Linked DNA regions of Mus musculus: region 1 is linked to region 2. The links are chromatin loops, found by intact Hi-C in ENCODE. Cell type or tissue: left cerebral cortex. All regions are shown on one strand.

Evidence for each region. A loop is a pair of places that touch in the nucleus more often than their neighbours do. Peaks named below come from ENCODE experiments on the same cell type or tissue, not always from the same donor. Only the 100,000 strongest peaks of a DNase experiment are listed, where the experiment ranks them.
Region 1: it touches region 2 in a loop (7-fold over the local background); 14 of 42 quality-filtered maps call a loop at or near these places.

The regions. Positions count from the first base shown.
Region 1 is chr4:67,803,860-67,806,359 of GRCm38, forward strand. No RefSeq gene overlaps it. Among named protein-coding and RNA genes, the nearest start is that of Gm23738, 380 kb to the right of the region's middle. In left cerebral cortex, no CTCF peak of the experiment used is centred here; a DNase peak (open chromatin) is centred at 1,446.
Region 2 is chr4:67,921,230-67,923,729 of GRCm38, forward strand. No RefSeq gene overlaps it. Among named protein-coding and RNA genes, the nearest start is that of Gm23738, 260 kb to the right of the region's middle. In left cerebral cortex, no CTCF peak of the experiment used is centred here; no DNase peak of the experiment used is centred here.

The DNA of each region.
Region 1 (2,500 bases), 120 kb before region 2:
AAAGAATGAAAGAATCTCTTATAAGCTTTGGGGCTAGAGGTATTTGGGAAGTGAAACACTGAAGAATACTTGTGTCTATGGACTTACATGATTCATACAGGAGATGAAAAAGGGATAAGTCACAGATAAGATGACTAAAACTGGCACAGTATGTATGAAGCTTTATGGGACAAAGATATTCCAATTTGAAAAGAAATGCTACAAAGAAGGAATTTACATGCGACTCAGAAACAGAGCCAACAGATTCATTGAAATGACACCACTGTTTGGGAAATTCTTAGGAATGTAATTTACTTGGTGTTGAATCCACCTCTGTCTGTCTAAAATCACAGAGAATGGGTGTCTTGTGACTGCTTTCAAATTTAAGACTGTTTACATTTCAAAGTCCATCTCTATTCTTGAAAATATATTACAAACTCCCCTTTAAATCTATTTTAAACTTGAGATCACTTCAAATCTATTGTTAATCATAAAGATCTCTTTGAGTTGACATTGATCTCTGATGTCTTTGAACCCAAACAGGGCTTAGAGACTAAAACTCCCAGTCTAGCCTTACTCTAACTTTACTTGGTGGAATGCATTTTGAAAAGCTGTAATTTCTTGTAGCTTGGAGAATACAAATCCTCCTAATCATATTTTCTGTTATTAAAATATCCAGTAACTAGGCACATGATATTTGTGTTAAAACATATTTGCTCATATACTCATCCAACTACATATTTTGTATATATGTGCAGTGTTTTTGTATGTATACGCTCTTATGATTGTGTGTATACCTGTTTAAATGTACATAGTTGGTATGCACACATGGACACACATGTAACTAGCACATATTCCAAAGGTTGATATTGTTTGTCTTTCTCTATAAGAAGTTTTCTCAGTGAACTCAAAGCTCATCAGTTTATTGATACTGGCTGGCCTGTAATCTGGCTCCACCCTCCCAGCAATGGGACAGCAAGAATGCCACTATATCTCGTTTCTTATGTGGATGTAATCCAAATTCAAATCCTCACACTTGCTTTGTAAGCAGTTTATTGATGAAGTCCTCTCCTTAGATATACTAGCTTTTAAGTACCCAGACTCTTCATAGAACTTTAAAAACAGTCCTTATAAACATTGCTGTTAGATTACATACTGTCTACATTTCTCTCCATTAATCTATTACAGGATTGGAGATACAATCTTTTGCCCACGGGTACCAAGTAAAATCATGTCTCCATCTGTCAGTTTCTGTTTTGTTTTCCTCCTTTATAATTGTGTATATATTTATGTTTATGTTGCATGTAAAAAATCTTAACTATATATGCCACTTAGGATGATTTTAATATCAAGAATATGGGGAGAGGCACAGTCCTGATGGCAGACCTGCTGGTATTTTGAAGTTGAGCACTAGGGAAACATTGAAATGCAATCCTTCCTCTGTGCAAAATGTACTTTGGTTCTGCATAATGCATTGTGCTTCAGGTGCCAAGTTCCAGATACAAGGAGAATTAATGGAAAAGCATCAGCAAAAAGCTTTACACTCTCAGAGGAAGTTCCCAGCTGCATTTAGGGGAATATTATTCAAGTTATTGAGTTTAGTTAAAAACAACAACAAAATCAACTTTTCTTGTCTTTATTGCTCATATCTCTAGACTTGGCAAAATAAAAAGAGGTGTACTATGCATTCATTTCCAGGCTTTGGGACATTGTGTACTGCAGAACTGCGCTTTAAAAGGGCCATGACCAGAGTAGCTATGAGCAGTAATAGTAGTGATAGTAGTGAATACTTACAGGTGATTTCTGAAAATTTTCATGCATATATCTTTTTTTTTCTTTCAAGGCTTTTATTTCCTACAGACTTGCTAATACCACCAAACATCAATCTTTCTTTTCTAGATTAATGATTTCTTCTAAAGACTAACACGACGATTGAAGCATAGTGGTGACATTCTAAATAAGACCTATTTCATTTGGTAAAAGTATATATTCCAGCTTGTGAGATGTAATGGCAGTCACCATCATGAAGACATGAGTTCAGTTTCAATCCCATAGCCAATATGGAAAGAAAACCAACCCCTGAAGGCTATTTTCTGATTTTCATAGAGACACTATTTTTTTCAGGCTGAAAGAATCCATACCATAAATATTATAAATATACCTATTTCAAATTGCTAAGATAAAATCACTGAATTAAGATTGGATGTAAACAGTGAGAATCATCAATTAAGACAGAAAAAAATGGGGCTAATGCACTCTCAGCTCATGCTAACATGTCTGTAGCAGGCATGGTTGACCAATAAACATAGCACCTGTAGTCAGGGGAACAAAGACAACTATTCCTTAATTAATTATTTCATACATTGTGGCTGGTCATCTTTCTCTACAATGTAGCTCAGGTGAATTTTTTCTTGTTGGGTATTATGGTTAGTTTCTCAGTCTGTCTTGATACAGTTGTTTCACATAATACAGCCTAGTCAAAATGACCTTGAACTTCTACGACTCATTCCTTCTTAAGTGG
Region 2 (2,500 bases):
AAGAATGCGAATCGATCCATACTTATCTCCTTGTACTAAGGTCAAATCTAAGTGGATCAAGGAACTTCACATAAAACCAGAGACACTGAAACTTATAGAGGAGAAAGTGGGGAAAAGCCTTGAAGATATGGGCACAGGGGAAAAATTCCTGAACAGAACAGCAATGGCTTGTGCTGTAAGATCGAGAATTGACAAATGGGACCTAATGAAACTCCAAAGTTTCTGCAAGGCAAAAGACACTGTCTATAAGACAAAAAGACCACCAACAGACTGGGAAAGGATCTTTACCTATCCTAAATCAGATAGGGGACTAATATCCAACATATATAAAGAACTCAAGAAGGTGGACCTCAGAAAATCAAATAACCCCCTTAAAAAATGGGGCTCAGAACTGAACAAAGAATTCTCACCTGAGGAATACCGAATGGCAGAGAAGCACCTGAAAAAATGTTCAACATCCTTAATCATCAGGGAAATGCAAATCAAAACAACCCTGAGATTCCACCTCACACCAGTGAGAATGGCTAAGATCAAAAATTCAGGTGACAGCAGATGCTGGCGAGGATGTGGAGAAAGAGGAACACTCCTCCATTGTTGGTGGGATTGCAGGCTTGTACAACCACTCTGGAAATCAGTCTGGCGGTTCCTCAGAAAATTGGACATAGTACTACCGGAGGATCCAGCAATACCTCTCCTGGGCATATATCCAGAAGAAGCCCCAACTGGTAAGAAGGACACATGCTCCACTATGTTCATAGCAGCCTTATTTATAATAGCCAGAAACTGGAAAGAACCCAGATGCCCCTCAACAGAGGAATGGATACAGAAAATGTGGTACATCTACACAATGGAGTACTACTCAGCTATTAAAAAGAATGAATTTATGAAATTCCTAGCCAAATGGATGGACCTGGAGAGCATCATCCTGAGTGAGGTAACACAATCACAAAGGAACTCACACAATATGTACTCACTGATAAGTGGATACTAGCCCAAAACCTAGGATACCCACGATATAAGATACAATTTCCTAAACACATGAAACTCAAGAAAAATGAAGACTGAAGTGTGGACACTATGCCCCTCCTTAGAAGTGGGAACAAAACACCCATGGAAGGAGTTACAGAAACAAAGTATGGAGCTGAGATGAAAGGATGGACCATGTAGAGACTGCCATATCCAGGGATCCACCCCATAATCAGCTTCCAAATGCTGACACCATTGCATACACTAGCAAGATTTTACTGAAAGGACCCAGATGTAGCTGTCTCTTGTGAGACTATGCCGGGGCCTAGCAAACACAGAAGTGGATGCTCACAGTCAGCTAATGGATGGATCACAGGGCTCCCAATGGAGGAGCTAGAGAAAGTACCCAAGGAGCTAAAGGGATCTTCAACCCTATAGGTGGAACAACATTATGAACTAACCAGTACCCCTGAGCTCTTGACTCTAGCTGCATATGTATCAAAAGATGGCCTAGTCGGCCATCACTGGAAAGAGAGGCCCATTGGACACGCAGACTTTGTGTGCCCCGGTACAGGGGAACGCCAGGGCCAAAGGGGGGGAGTGGGTGGGTAGGGGAGTGGGGGTGGGTGGGTAAGGGGGACTTTTGGTATAGCATTGGAAATGTAAATGAGCTAAATCCCTAATAAAAAAAAAATATCAAAAAAAAAAAAAAAAAAAAAAAAAAAAAAAAGAAGAAGTAATCAACAGGATGATAAATTAAATGATTACTTAAGTTTTCATAAAATAAATAATGGAATATACTTTTTACTCTAGTATTTTGACTTTAAAAAGCCATGTTTCATGAAAATATAAAATATATATTCTGTGTATTTTATTTAGCTTATTCACAAGGTAACTAAAAATAAAGGAAAACTCAGAATTATCACATTGACAATCCATAGATCATGCATCTTTATTGTAGGAGTTTATAGCCAAACCAACTTCTGAATGTGTGTGTGTGAATGTGTGTGTGTGTGTGTGTGTGTGTAATTTTTATTTGCCTATTGTAACTGTGTCCTCAGTCTTACTGCTGAATAAACTCCCATTTTCTAGCTCTTTCTGAAGTCTGGCTGATTGGTTCAACTCAGCTGTTCTAGCTCAAATTCTTCTCCTAGCTGACTAATTCAAACTGTTCTCTATTAGCTTCTACCTATTTTGTTTTGATTGGACTCAAACTAACTCTACCTTTCTGTTTTAATCATCTGGCTACATCTCATGTTCTATCTCATTCTGTCTACCTGCAATCTATAATGGTAAAAATGTCCTAGTAAAACTGACTCTTCTTTCTCTTTGCACTGCTCTCTCAATATTCCTCTTTTCTGTACTGTTCTAGTGAGTGGTTGCTAAATTCTATCTCTGACTCATTCTGTTAAACCAAATCTTCCTCTGATTCATCACTTTGTCTGCACCTCAATTAGCTGTTACTTTCAAGCATGGTAGCTTTCTTCTACAAACTAGCCTTAGCTGTATTATTTGGGATTAAAGGTGTATACTA